2 separate regions of the Mus musculus genome follow, and region 2 is linked to region 1. Evidence: chromatin loops called from intact Hi-C (ENCODE). Cell type or tissue: gastrocnemius. All regions are shown on one strand.

Region 1 (8,000 bases):
TGTGAAATTAGAAGGAAAGTGAATAGAACTGGAAAATGTTTTGCTAAGTCGGGTAACTCAGACTTGGAAGATGAGTGTCGTAGAATAGGAGAATCAGCTAAACATCTGACTGGGTTTGCTTCTCTGACGCATACAGAACTAAAGAACGACCACCCCACAGAACCAAACTAATGCAAAGACTAAGGGAAAATTAAACAGACCAATGGGTGAATTACAGATAGCCAATAAATGCATTTAAAAAGTCTAGCATACTTAGTCTTCAGAGGAATGCAAATCACAAGCACAGGGAAATAGGGCCATTTGGGGAGAGTAAGAGGATCAGTGAGGCAGAGGTGAAACAGGAGAAAGCGATGCCTAAAACCCATGTCTATACAAGAAATGCATAACAATAAAAATTTTAAAAGACAGAGACTAGTTGGAGTTTTGGAGCAAGCGTCAACAATACTGCACCCATTTTTCCTGTGAACATTCTAGTTTCTTTACATCATCAAACGTCTACATCATCCATCAACCCCCGAGCACCCTAACCCATCCAGTCTGAAGGTCTTTTACAACATATTTAGACACCAATTTTAACAAATCTTATTGTTATTGTTAACCTTGATGCTGAAAAATACTTCAATGAATACTCTTCATTCATCAAAGTATGTTTTCATTCAAAATAACTCTATGGTGAAAGATAATAAAAACTCCACTCTGAAAACAGAAAACTGTATTCTCTCTCTCTGGTGAAGAGATTCAAGGGTTGATATGGAACATCTATATAGTTGAAGGTGTGTTTTTTGCTTTAGGATTTGATCACACTTGTAAGACCACAAAGATGTTTAATAAATAATTTGCCCGTTTTTTAATTGGGATATGCACTAATTGAAAGCAGGGCTTTTAAACATCAACCCAAAGCTAATTGTCATTGTTTAATTTATAATATGTCTGAAGCATAGATAGTATACTCACATAGAAGAAAGCAATCAATGGCAGTTTTTCTACAATATTCGAAAAAATAAACAAGGCAAATTGACTTCAAGTTAAAATTTCATCTACTTCATGGTTTGAATATGCTTGGCCCAAGGAGTAGCACTATTAAGAGGTGTGGCCTTTTTGGAGAAAGTGTCACTGTGGGTGTGGGATTTAAGACCCTCTCTAGTCCTAGCTGCCTGGTAGCCAGTATTCTGCTGGCAGCCTTCAGATAAGATGTAGAACTCTCAGCTTCTCCTGAACCATGCCTGCCTGGATGCTGCCATGTTCCCACTTTGATGATAATGGACTGAACCTCTGAACCTGCAAGCCAGCCCCAATGAAATGTTGTCCTTATAAGAGTTGCCTTGGTCATGGTGTCTGTTCACAGCAGTAAAACCCTAAGACAACTTAATGTCAAATTACCTGATTATGTTCAGTGAGCAAAAAAATTTAAAAGACAAATTTGTGGTCTGCTAATAATTTACAGATATTTGTAATGTTAAAACATATGACATCAAGTATAATACATTAAAGAAATATATGTGTGAAGCTTTTTATTATATTTAAATTAATTATTTTGTTAATTTACATCCCAAATGTTGCCCCCCTCTCGTCCCCCTCCCAGAGTTCTTCACCTTATCCCACCCCCTTCACTTCTGAGAAGGTGCTCCCCTCCCTCCCAGGCATCCCCCTTCCCTGGGGCATCAAGTCTCTACAGGATTAGGCTCACCCTCTCCCACTGAGGCCAGACAAGGCAGGACTTTGCTACATCTATAGTTTGGCAGCAGCACTATGTGGTGCTGCTAGAACAAGAACCTTTGTATAGGTTTAAGGATCCACAATAGTTCTCCCAAGCATCACCTACTTTGTGCTCCTCAGAATCCCGAGTCTCCTCTGGCATGCCATTCACTAGAAAACATTATAAGAATTTCATTCCGTGCTTGTTTTTTTCTTCTTCTTGAGATGGTGAGCAGGTAGAGGGGAGGACCTGCATCCTACTAATTGCTTCTTCCCTGAAACACGCATTAGCATGGTGCTTACTAAACTCTCAGCTGATAGCGAAATCGACGGGACTGGTAGTCAAAGACTATATGTATATGTACATGTATATGTAGTTGTATATGTATAGGATGTATATATGTGTGTATATATGTGTATACATGCATGTTTATGTATATGTATATGTGTGTATATGTATATGTATGTATATACGTATATATGTGTATATGTATATATATGTTTATATGTGTATACATGTATGTTTATATATGTATATATGTGTGTATATGGGTATATGTATGTGTATATGCGCATATGCATATATGTGTGTACATGTATATGTGTATATGTGTGTATGTGTGTGTATGTATATGTACGTGTATGTGTATATGTGTGTTTGTGTGTATATGTGTATGTGTATATATATATATATGTGTGTGTGTGTATGTGTGTGTGTGTGTGTGTGTGTGTGTGTGTGTGTGTGTGTGTGTGTATATATATATATATATATATATGCTGGCAGTTCAGACATAGGAAAGAACACTTGCAAGGGAGCTGGCTAGACTCAGGGATGAAAGGGTTCTCTTAAAGTTCTCGTATTTGGACCTAAGAATCCCAACCACTGTGTCACACCACTACCTATGGAATCTACCTCCAAGGAGCAAGTAGCTTTTTTTGTTTTGAATGACCGCCCAGCAGAGCTTGGGTCTTAAAGGGGCTCAGCCCATATGTGGTGAACGCCATGTCTTGGTGAATGTGCTGGATTATACAATGTTGGCAAACCAACTCCTGTTGAGGATTAGGGCTCTCTTGTCTGTAGCTCCCAACATCTGTTTTGGCTTTTATGTAGAATCCTGCTTCTCCGTATTGTTTTTATTTTGTGTTTTCCCCAGACTCATGGGTGGTGTTTGTCTAAGATGGCTTCCGACTCTAAGGTGTGAAAGGTCCCCCAGCATCTCCTAGTGAGTTTGCTGTTTTGTTTTACATAGTTAATTAATTAATTAATAACATGGCTTAACTGCCACTTTCCTTTATGGTTTTGCTTCTTTGGTTGGTTAGGTGGATTGTTAAGACCATCATGCTGGGAGAGCAAGTCCTCGGCCTCTTTTTCAGAACACTCTAACTTGTAGATTAATGCTCCCATCTCAGTTGATGTCTTTAGCAGGAAAAACAAGTAGACATCATAAAGCAAATAGGTGAGTGTTGGAGGGATCAGAAATTGAGAAACTAGAAAGATTCTTCACACTAGATGACAGCCGCACGGTCTCTTTAAACAAAATCTAAACTTAGCTACGTCTTGGCTTTCAGTTACCTTAAACATGCTCACTCTAATCTTTCAAATCTAGCCAGGTGTGATGGTGCACACCTTTAATCCGGGCACTTGGGAGGCAGAGGCTTGTGGATCTCTGAGTTAGAAGCCAGCCTGGTCTATAGTTTGCGTTCCAAGACACAGAGAAACCCTGTCTCTGAAATGAAACAAAACAAACAAACAAAAACAAAACAAAACAAAATATAAGTGGAAAAGATAGAATTTAAGTATCAATCGAGCAGTTTACCTTTCAGTCTGTTTCTTGGTATGGATATGCCTGATAAATAATTTTTAAAGCCCCATTGTTGACTTTGTCTTCTAAGTGGATCTAACCCGCAGACGATCAATTCTCTTGTCCTTTCTTTTTCTCCTTTGGCCTCATTTCTCTATAAAGTTGTATTTTTAAAGCCAAAAGGCCGGTGTGGATTAACTTGAGCATCATTAGGATGAGATGGGTGAAAAGAGAGAAACTGAAATGCCAACGCTACCTTGGACCAACGTGGGATGGCTAGACACACAAGGGCCACCTTTGCAATAGCCCTCAGTTCCGATCTTCGCCACTAGGTGTCGGTAAGTAATCTAATTGGATGTCTAATTTAGGACTTCAGCAAATAAGTAGCATTGCGCTGAGTGAAGCAGAAATAAAAATTAAGGTCATATGGTCTAAATAAAACCCCGAAGATTATCTCTAACGGTTATTTGAAAACAGCGGGATGGGTCCTTGGACTATGAATTGGAAAGTTTATAAATTAACAAGAACACACAAAGAGGTTCGGCCCTTACTAGGGAAAATGAATAAATCTTATTTTATGGATGCTTCCATCCCTCTGTTCTATTAAGCGGGGCACCCTGCTGCCTGTATTTCCATGAGCGGAACGAGATTTTATATGGTCTAAGAGTATTGACTGGACTCTTGGCTTCTGCTGAGACTGGCTCCTCTGCTCAGTCCTTCATTGGCACATATGTTTTCTTGTTGAGCTGTTTCAGAGCACACGCTGAGGTATCCTGAACTATCTGAAAACCCAGCTCAGTAGACCGAACCCCTGCCTACAGAGTCATTGTTGGGTGAACTCCTTGCTTATTCTTCAAAATATTTCTGGTCTCTTAAGCCTGACCACAGGCAGTTCTCTCTCTCTCTCTCTCTCTCTCTCTCTCTCTCTTTCCAATACATAGCTATGTGGCCTTTCCCAGCTTTTACAACAAATGACTTTCAGTGCCTCTGACTTCTCTAGACTGTGACTTCATGAAGGACAGAGACCACTGTAGAAGCCCTTGCTCAGTTGGGTTGCTGCTGGCACACTGATTATTGTTCTTATATTCCTGAAGGCTCTGGCCAGTCAGGGCACCGTTGCTGGCCTCCTGCCTCCCATGGCTTCATGTTATGTCAGCAGGAAGCAAAGTATTTGTGTCTCATAGTAGTAGGTACTTAGGAAGGATAATTAAGTATTCACCAAACTGATGTGTAGTTTTGTCTCGTGTGTTGGTGTATTTGAATGGTGTCTTCAGATGTTTGTAAAGAGAGCTGTTTATTATACATCCATTGCCAATCTATTTACAAGCAGTTACACAGCAGAGGCGTGGGGATTGTATTTATGAAAGATGCTAAATCAACACTTGGGAGTCTATTTCGAAGCAAATTGCAGCATTTTCCCAACCCTGAGAGAAATAACTTGAGATTAGAAAACATCTTTTTTTCCCAAAGAGTTTAATACACTTGCAAATACACACCAGTCTTTCAAACTGTTAACAGTAATTACATTTACATTTCATCGGCGTCCTTAATTTTTAAAAATGAGTATAAATTAGAAATTTACAAACTAGTGAAAATTAAGATACATTTATATAGTGCTTATTGCAAAGCTGTTACTGTGTTGCTAGAGGAGGGAGGAGGTGTTCATAGGACAGGCTCCATCCCTCAAGAAATGGACAATTAATTAGAAGGGCTTCAAATCTCGAGTTCTTTTGTTAAAAGCTAGGAACCAAAGAAAACTTGGTCGCCATGAGAGAGCAAGGATTTGGTTTCCAGGCAGGGTTTTACAGGATTGTGGCACTTCAAACCTAGACTCTAACATCTGCAGAGTTAGGTTTTCAAGTTTCTACTTCATGACTTAGCCAAATGGGATCCTGAAGGGACACAAGGTGTGTCTACATCTCTATGTTTAAAGGGAAGGTTTGTAGGCTGGCCAAGGGACTCACTGGGTAAAATCGTTTGCTGCATAAGCCTGACGGCCTGAGCTCGATCCCTGAGACCCATGGTGAAACGAGAGGTCAGACTTCTGAGAGCTGACCCCCCATACACACTTATACACACGCCCATACATGTGCCCATACATGCACCCATAATGCACTCCTACATATATTCATATACACACTCATACATGCACTCATGCACACACTCATACACATCTCCATACATGCACACAAACCATACACCCATACACACACCCCTAAACACTCATACACATACACCCATACACATTCATACCCATGCCTATACACACACTCATGCACACATATACACATACTCACACACACACTCATACATACACCATACAAACACCCAAACACACACCCATGCACACACTCCTAAACACTCATACACATCTCCATACATGCACTCATGCACACAACCCTATACACTCATACACACACCCCTAAACACTCATACACGTACACCCATACACATTCATACCCATGCCCATACACACACTCATACACACATATACACATACTCACACACACACTCATACATACACCATACAAACACCCAAACACACACCCATGCACACACTCATACATACCCACACACACACCATACAAACACCCATATACACTCATACACATACATACACAAATGCATATACACTCATACATACACATATACTCATACACACACCCATACACACACTCATACATCCACTCATACACACTCATACACACACACTCATATGTGCTCTTATACACACACTCATACACACACCAATACACAGGCCCCCACACACATATGCATACTCATATATGCATTCATACACACACCCATATACACTCATACACACACTCATGAATGTACTCACACACACACTCATAACACACACCCATACACAGGCCCATACATGCACTCATATATGCACAAGTAAGATTTGTAAAACTGATTCGCTGTTCAGGCATATCTTCTAGTTCTTTTACTTTTCTTTCTGATATTACAATATAATTATATCATTTCCCCCATCCCCTTTCTCCCCCAAACCTCTTCATATAGCCCTCCTTGCTCTCTTTCAAATTCATGGCCCCCATTTAAGATTAATTGTTATTACACAAACAATGTATATATACATACATCTATACTTCCAAATATAGCATGTCTCGTCTATGTTTGGATAGTTTCAGAGCTGAAGATTTGGTGTTAGATAACCGGTTGGTGTCCCCTCCCTTTTAATCTAATGGATAAAGTTATTAGAACAAATCAAAATGACTATCTTCGGGTGCCTCTAACCCAGTCAGTAGCAAAGTTTGGCCTACGTCAAAATTATCTGTAAGAATGATAAAACACAGATTCTTCTTAAAACCTACGAGATTACAACTACCTGGAAGGAGAAGGCTTTGTGCTTTTATTGAGGTTTCCACGTGACCCCGGTTCAAGGACAATTAATTATATGAGCAATTTGAAAGGTCTGAGAAAAAAGTTGACCATAGTTAATCTATAAAGCATGCTATAGTTACTAATGCTTTTTTTCTGATCTGCTAACAAATATTCCATTTTAGGAGACGTGAGGAGATGAACATTACCCGGCACTGCTGTGTTGACAATGCTCATAGGTTACAACAGAAAACAACACTCACAACTGAAGTTCTGTTCCGCGAACCCTCACCAGGCCACACCTCTAAGACTGGAGACAGCAACGTACTTCCCCGTCCAGGCTGCTAGCTCGCTGCTTGCTCTTTTGAGGACACCTAGCTTATCTTAGTCCCAGGGAGTTCAATCTTTCAAATTCCTCTTCCCAGAAGAGGACTCTTTAAGTCATTCCAATGAAAAGGAAAGGCGCACGGGATTCCCTCGCGAGGTGTTCTCTGAACTGGCTGCTGGTGGCTCCCTTGGCAGGGATGAAGCAAAAAAGGCGCTGGCTATCTGCTACTGACAAGCTCATTCCTCTTCGTCCAGCCCTTGGGTCCCTTCTTGGCAGCCCTGTATCAGAAAGCAAATGCGGACAGTTCCAAATCAGCTGCAGACAAAGCTACACTGCAACACTCCTGCACCTCTTAGCTGATGTTAGGGAGTTCTTCCCGGTACACTTTAAACAGAGATGGGGGAGGGGAAGGCTCTTTGAAACAATCACTTTGCTGAGGTAACACATTCAATTCTGTTCGCACAAAATCACTCCTTGTGCAAATGGGCAGCTGGGACTTAGCCAAGAGCTGAGAAGAAAATGGATGAAGCCTTTCATTCTACACTTGAAATCTTTCAGTTTTGCCAAAGGACAATTTCAGATACAACCAGGGTGAACTTCCGGAAGAGCTCCACTTCCTGCTGACCTCGAGCAGTGAGGCCAACCCCAGGCCTGGTTGGATCAGCCTTGGTAGTTACTTATAAGACCCTTGGGACTAACTGTACAGGGCTGCTTACCCTGTGCTCCAGGGGCAACCAATTCACTGGCCTGACATGGGAGTCACTGACTGGCTCAATGAAGGCTTCTTTTCCCCTGCCCCCTTCTCTGAGTAGCTCAGGGGATAGCTACTA
Region 2 (8,000 bases), 580 kb after region 1:
AGGTGAGGTCAAAACGGAGTAAGGTGGGTGGGGCCCCTGCTCCATTAGGATCAGTGCTTTTCTACAAAGGGGAAACCAGAGACAGATACTCAGGGAGAGGCCATTATGAGAAGATGCAGGTGGAGCCCAGACTGATGTAACAGAAGCTAAGGAATATCAAGATGGACACGACCCAAGGTGCCAGGATGGAAGGGAACAGATTCGCCTTCATAGGAGAAGCCAACCTGTCCAAACCTCCATCTCAGAGATGTTCACTCCAGAACTGCGGGAACATCGGTCTTCTGTCTACATTAAGTTTCCAGCTTTTCTTTTTCATAACACTTTCGGTCGTGGTGCTTGAGGGTCAGTAAAGCTTCCACTAAGGTCAGGCCTCCCCCCCCCCCCCCCCCCCGCATTCACCTGTCTCTGCAGAATCTGTTTGGACAGTCTGATAGCCACAGGAAATCGCCTTCCGGTGAGCTTTGAGGGAAGTGGCGTTCACTTGGTAGCTCTGAGCCTCTGTGACCTCTAAAGCTCTAGAGAAGGCTGGATACACCCAGTAAGTCCGCTCTGCCCTTGAGATACACCAAACTGTGAAATGAAGTTGTTCTTTCCCCTCCCCCTTTCTCCTCCCCACTAAAAGAAACCCAGAGCACCTGTGTCTTTCTGCGCATGCGTACCGCTGCTCTTCTCCAGAAACTCAAAGTTGTAGCTTTTGCTGCGCAGGCCATGGCACTTCCCTTATGGTACTTACTCATTTTGTATACACTTTTCTCTGCGTGACAATTTGTGACGTGTGAATTCCAACTTTTGAACAGGTTCAATGAAAAGCCAGTGACTATTTTGTACCGCACTGTGCACCCAGCATCTAGATGTGAAGGGTTTGGACACAACGAAAATGAGGGCATGGCTGATCCTAGGCACGGTGGAGGAGAAGGGGTTTTGTAGATGTGAGGGAGAAAGCAGCCAGAAGCCAGAGAGTACACGCGGAGTCCAAACAGGGAGAAAAAGAAGTACACGAAATATGACCAACACACAGCCCAACAACAGTCCATGAGAGGAGAGAGAGGAGGGAAGAGCGAGAGAGGAAAGAAGAGAAGGAGCAAAGAGAGGGGACTAAGAGAGCCAAGGCAAAAGAGGACAAGGACCCAGAGAGAGAGAGAGAGAGAGAGAGAGAGAGAGAGAGAGAGAGAGAGAGAGAGAGAACACCAAGAGTGCACATGGCTGAAATGGCTAGTTAATTAGGAACGGAAGCTGCGAGAAGAGAAGGGAAACCTCTGGGCTGCAGAGCTTTAGGCTGGAGAGTGGGCAGGGGTGAAAGTCACAGGTATTGAGTGAGCTTAGAGACCAAGCAAACCCTTAGGTGTACTATTAGGCACCACAGACGTTTAGATGGTTAGACATTTGTCCTGGGCTTCTTTGGGAGCTGGTAGAAACTCTCTAATCAAGCCATGGCCTGCCACAGGCTTCTCTGAAGGAAGTCCAAGTGCCTGGAGGTACGCACACCCGTGGCTGATCTCAGCACCCTTCTTCAGCAAGGTAGAACGGGCCGGGCCGATCACCCAAAGCCCCTTTGCCATCTGGTGAGTCAATCAACATGTTCCAGTAGAGACTTGAAAACGTGGTAAATTCTAGAAACAGAACACTTGCTAATCCCACCAGGCCAAAATAGGATCACTACCACAGTGTTTTACGTACCTCCCGCCTGTGTGTGATCAAGGACTTGCTGTGAAGTTGGGGCAAGCAATCTTGTTTACAGAAGTGAAAACACTTGGCTTGTTACCTTACCTGACCAAGAGCCCCCACCCCCACCGCCCGCATTCCCCGGAGTTATCTATCCTTGGGTAAATGGGGTTTAGAGTTTGGGGGCATTTTTGTTTTATAGGTCTCTTAAGCACAGTAATTATAACTTAAAACATAACTTTAGCCCTCACAAGGTGTCTGGAAAAAGGGTGTTTCCTGGGAATAATATTACAAACAGAAGGCTAATGCACTGCTCATATTCTGTACCGAATATCCCAGCAGACCCAACAGCCAGTGCAGTTTCTCGAGAGAAAACTTAGGTTTCGAGAGCTTAAATATGCTGCCCAAAGTCACACCCTGACTCCAGAATTTAAAAGCAGGGAGCTTCCCATAAAATCTGAGAGCCTAAATTCAACACTAGGAACCATATAATGGAATTCTATAACTGGCTCTTGCATGTTGTCCTCGTGAGGACCTAAGTTATATCTTAAAATTTAATTACTGTGCTTAAGAGATCTATAAAACAAAAATGCCTCTAATCTCTAAGCCACATTGATCCAAGGATGGGTAACTTCCTGGAATGCTGGAGGCTGTCGGCCATGTAAGATAGCAAGCCCCGTGTTTTCACTTCTGTAAGCAAGGTTGGTTGCCCCAACCGCACAGGAACTGCTTGATCACACACAGGTGGGAGGTGCATAGGCAGGAAATGCAGTAGGTTGTATGCTTGCCCCTCATTGGATGAAGGCAGGAAGGACATGCCCTTGTGGGTTTTACCTTTATAAACACTGGACCCATTTAATTTGCACCCATTCTCTACAAATCCTAGGTATGGACCTGGCCAGTATTTAATAATGCTCACTTCAATTTTGACTTAAAAAATTATGGTAGTGATCTTATTCTCACCAAGTAGGATTAGCATCTTCTGACTCCCAACATGTATGCACACACACACACACACAAATACACATACACACACCTTATTTCAGAGAAAGAACCTAGGAACAAACTGGCCTAGAAGCAAGTTATTACAATTATAGAATGCTTGTAACTGTGAAATGCTATAATGTATGCATGTGTGTGTTTATTTATATTTGTGTGTGTGTATAGTATGTTTGTGTGTATATTTGTATGTGTGTTTGTGAGTATGTATATGTTTGTGTGTATGTATATGCTTGTGTGTGTTTTTGTGTATGTTTGTGTGTGTGGTGTATGTGTGTTTTTGTTAATGTGTGTATTTGTGTGTGTGTGTATTTGTGTATATGTATACATTTGTGTGTGTGTGTGTGTGTGTGTGTATATTTGTGTGTATGCGTATGTTCGACTGGGTGTGTAATGTGTGTATATGTGTGTAATGTGTGTATAATGCGTGTGTGTATATGTGTGTAATGTGTGTATAATGCGTGTGTGATGTATGTGTGTAATGTGTATGTATTTGTGTGTATTTGTGTGTGTAATGTGTGTGTTAGATATATCTGGTTTTTCTTCTCATACTCAACTTTCCATTCTTATATCTATTCCAATTTTGCCTGGAATTGTTCTTGCTAAACCATGGGGGGTTTATTATAATAAAAGCTTCAAAGCAATAAAAAACAAACCAATAGTAAACAGACATTTTAATGGGGTCAATCTAGACAGCTACAGGCAGCTGTGACGACCCCAACAGCGACCCCAACAGCGACTTCCTCTCTCCCTGATTAAGAGACTAGAAGTCAATTGTTAGGTAAACAAGCAAGATCTCAAATGCCCCTCAGCCATCAAGCTGTGTGACTTTGTTTCTGAGCCTAGGCCCTCTAGTTTCTTTTACTGGAATTTGCCCTAAGAGGGGGGAACTACCCAGCAGCTGGGTGAAAACTGCTGTGCAGAAAAGTAAGTGCAAAGAGTTTTTGGAAGTTAGCCTCTAGAGGAACACAGCACCAGGGGTAGTTGGCGAGGAAACACAACCTCAGTCATAACAGAGGAGCTGTGGCTAGCAAGGATTGAGGCAACATTCGCAAACATCCAAGAGAGAGGGTTTGGATGTCCCCAAAATCTAAGGTAAACCATTTACCCCACTTTATTCACACATCACACACACACTCAGCACCACCATATACCCCAGGAATACTCACAATCACCATGAGTCAAATAATAATAAAAAGACATACTGGTTATGGTAGCAAATCCCTGTAACTCAGGGGTTAGAGACAAGGGTACCATGAGTTACAGGCCTTTTCTATAAAGAAATAAATACTGAAAGTACAAGTAGTCTCTAAAAGACCTTGTGGTGTCTTACGATCCCCTGAAGCATATAGTTGCCATTGTGGTTTAGATTAAAAGTCTTAATTCTGGATTCAACAGCATCATCTTCAATCAAGTTAGTAAAATGCACCACCCAGAAGCCAGAGGCCAAGCCGGCCAGTGTCAACCGTGAGAAGCTAATTGGGAAAAAGAGGGGACGATTGAGTTCAATATCTTCCACCTCCCTTTCTGATGACTAATTACTGGGGGCGTCCCTGCGGAGTAGCCCAACCTGGGCAGGGGCTCCCCAGTGGGAGGCCTTGAGGGGCAAACATGCCTACAGACCTTCCTTTGGATTTTCTGATGTTCTATCGCCATCTTCTGGAAGAAAGAACCGAGACTGCATAGGGCATGGGAGCGCCGGAGTCCAGGCCTGAACTCTCAGGAAAGGTAAAGACAATCTTCTAGTCACTGCCTCTACCAGTCATGCTCCTGTTCGGCAGACAGGAAAGCTACCGGGCAAACGTGCGGCATGCGAGCGTGGATGATCACATCAAACCTGAGTAATGAGCCTTCGGACTGGGATCCCCAGAGTTCTGAGTCCTCCATTAGAGAAGAGCCTCACGAGGAGCGAGAACAAGGAAGGCATCGAGAGAGGCCGTAGAAGAGTCATTTCCAGTCTGTCCCAAATAGTCAGCCTCGACTTTGCATTTTAAGTCTCAGAATTTGGCAAAGGAGTTCAAGGGGTTTTAAAACGTCCGTCCTGAGACTAACAGTTTCCCCGGATTAACTCCTCCCTGTCGGACAAGCTTCGAGCTATTCATACGTTTGGCACAAACCAAACGGAATGATTCAGAGCGTGGGCTTTTTATACACACAGTCCTGCCTGTCTTTGTTTCTTAAAGGTTTGATTTATGTAACTAAAAAGGAACCTGGTGTAATATTTTAAAGTACTTGAAGCAAATTCTTCTATGTGATGGGGGACGGGGAGCCATAAAACTGCAGAGTGGGAAGAGGCTCTGTCCACATGCGTCTCAATTCCAGACCCCAGCCATTCTCACCCAAATCAACTCCCGGGGAGATGGTGAAGCATCTCTTTTCTCCAACAGTTCCATCCCCTCCTGACTCACCCTCTTGACTTTACAGACAGTTACAGCTTCCACAAGTCACAGTGTCCCAAGTAGGGTGGGGCTGTAGCTTCCTTTCCAATTACTGACTATGCTTAGTTATTAAAACTCCGTGCAGTACAGAGTGCAAAGGTAATGAGCTCAGAGCCAGAAAGGACCTGCCTCTTGTAAATGATATAAAAGATGCCTGTGCCCGATGGCCTTTTTATTATTAATCTCTTCAACTTCTCAAGAAGGTTTAGGGGCTGGGAGATGGCTCAGTGGTTAAGAGCACTGACTGCTCTTCCAGAGGTCCTGAGTTCAATTCCTAGCAACCACATGGTGGCTCACAACCATCTGTAATGGGATCTGATGCCCTCTCCTGGTGCATCAAGACAGCTACAGTGTACTTATTTATAATAATAAGTAACTCTTTGGGCTGGAGGGAGCAGAGACTGAGTGGGGTTAACCGGAGCGAACAGAGATCCTAAAAAAAAAAGAATTCAATACCCAACAATCACATGAAGGCTCACAACCATCTATACAGCTACAGTGTACTCATATATATATATATATATATATATATATATATATATATATATAATAAATGAAGAAGAAGAAGAAGAAGAAGAAGAAGAAGAGGAGGAGGAGGAGGAAGAGGAGGAGGAGGAGGAAGAGGAGGAGGAGGAGGAAGAGAAGAGGAAGAGGAAGAGGAAGAGGAAGAGGAAGGTTTAGCTTTGCAAAGGCAAAATAAAGGGGCCAGTGAGGTGGCTCAGGGATAAAGATGCTCCCCAGAACCTTCGTGGTGTTGAGAGAGAACACCCAGAGGTTGTCCTCTGACCTCCACATATGTTTGCGCTCTCTTTCTCTCTCTCCCTCTCTCTCTCTCAAAATCAATAAGTAAAGATACTTTCTGAACATAGAAAAGACACATTTTTTTATCTCCCACTTCTACCCAACTTCTGAGGCCCCAGGAACTCTAAATTTGGCCAGTGTAGGCAAGGATTGAATAAAATGAGTACGGTGGCGATACAGCGGTAATATTGCTGGCCACACCCAGGTCTCTCCAGGGCTCGGTCTTTTTAGACGACATCTCAAGGGACAAGCAATCAGCACAGTGACCTGATAACCTGCTAACAGCTGCCACACTGAGCTACTTTCCCAAGGCAGACGGCCAGGCCCACTGGCCTGTTACTGCTACACCTCTAAGCAAGAACACCGCCCACAACATCTAGCAAAGGCTGGGGATGGATTTTGGTATCCCGACCTCCCGGTGAGCTCACATGTCAGAGTCAGAAACTGAGCTTTCGGGGAGCAGTGTTACTGGAGTTATTGGAGTCTGGGGCAGGGGGTAGTGTGGGCCTGTCAATGGCAGGCCAGCTAAGGAGACAGTAATGGTGGAAAGCAGAGAAAGGAGAAGAATCCAGTAGGGGGTGGAGCCAAAGGGTCTGGTAACAGCCCACATCCACATCCCAAGCCCATCCTTGGGGGCGGGATATGTGGATTCATTTTAAACAGAAGACAAGAGGTACACACATTACTAAACTGTCTTGATCTCACTCACATGGTCTGGGCTTCAGTCTCTCTACATGGTGGTCTAACAAATAAATCGTCAGACTGTAAGACATCTCTCCCTGCACGAGTTCCTCCCCTGGTAGGCACCTGACTTCAGCCTTGAATTTTTTTCCCTGGGTGAGATTCCTGGGGAAAGTCAGTTTCTCAGAGTCTACTGTCTCAGTAAGCTGACACCTGCAGGAAGGGACCCAGCATCTCACTAAAACACCTTTATCCTTGCCATGACCAGTACAGTTACAAGAGAGACCTGAAATACTCCCTGGTCAACAACCCAACTAGGATGAATCTTTCCGGTCTTTCCTCTGCTTGGTTACATGCCCCTTTGTCCCCCCACCTCGGGAACATGCTTGCCTGGACATTGCACTTTTAGTCAATCTCATGTTGATGGTGCAGCTATTCACTAGCTGGACATCTGTGTCATTCCTTATCAGTGATCAATCCGTGTAGCTAAGACACCTGACCAAGATGTATAAGGTTGTGTTATTGCCAACAGAGCAATTCTCTCTAACTGACCAGCCGTCTCATTTAAGTGAGATAGGAGAATTCCGGCCCTACAGAGAGACAATTCAAAGGCAAACTGAGCCATTTGACAATGAACGCATCCTCACTGACAAGTTCTCTTCGTGAAATTAATTCCAAAAGTCTGAAAAACCTATCTCACCCTTTTCCTGGAGTCTTCTCGGTCTCTAATGAGTTGGTTTTTGCTCAACTGTCTTCATCCATGCTCCCAGCACAACCGCAGCTTCCAGCGTGCGGAATTGCTTGCAGGCTTCCCTAAATGAGCCAGGCTGTGTCTGTCTCCACAGATCGTGTATGTTCTTGCTTTTATATCAAAGGACTGGTCTACAGAGTGAGTCCCAGGACAGCCAGGGCAACACAGAGAAACCCTGACTCTCTACCAAAATCTAACAGATGTCAGGCCATGAGCTCTGTACACTCAAGGTCTTCCTGGTTTACATAGTGAGAGCTCCAGGAAAAACTTTATCATCATCAAACATATGAATCTAACACAAAACTCATTAATTCTAATATTGTTTAAATACTATTTTTGTTTAATTTACAGGATGGGGATAAACAGTTTGGAAGCTTATTCAGTCAAAGATCAAACAACATTTTCAATTATTGTGTTGCCAGTTCACCTTAAAAGGTCAAAGGGGTGCTGGGGAGAGGGCTCGGGGGTTAAGAACACTTGCTATTCTTGCAGAAGACCCAGGTTTGATTCCCAGCACCCACAGAATGGCTCCCATCCATCTGTAATTCCAGTGCCAGGGGCTTTGACACCCTCTTCGGGCAGGCACCCAGGAGGTAGGCATATAAGTTACATATAAATTAAAATAAACATTTAGAAAACATTCTTAGACTATTACTACTTACACTAAC

The links. Hi-C counts contacts between places; a loop is a spot of excess contacts. Peaks named below come from ENCODE experiments on the same cell type or tissue, not always from the same donor. Only the 100,000 strongest peaks of a DNase experiment are listed, where the experiment ranks them.
Region 2: it touches region 1 in a loop (2.1-fold over the local background); 5 of 42 quality-filtered maps call a loop at or near these places.

The regions. Positions count from the first base shown.
Region 1 is chr10:118,589,001-118,597,000 of GRCm38, forward strand. No RefSeq gene overlaps it. Among named protein-coding and RNA genes, the nearest start is that of Ifngas1, 36 kb to the left of the region's middle. In gastrocnemius, no CTCF peak of the experiment used is centred here; DNase peaks (open chromatin) are centred at 3,822 and 7,398; H3K4me3 peaks cover 245 bases; H3K27ac peaks cover 389 bases.
Region 2 is chr10:119,164,656-119,172,655 of GRCm38, forward strand. No RefSeq gene overlaps it. Among named protein-coding and RNA genes, the nearest start is that of Gm34045, 28 kb to the left of the region's middle. In gastrocnemius, a CTCF peak has its summit at 4,325 (motif pointing left); a DNase peak (open chromatin) is centred at 4,332.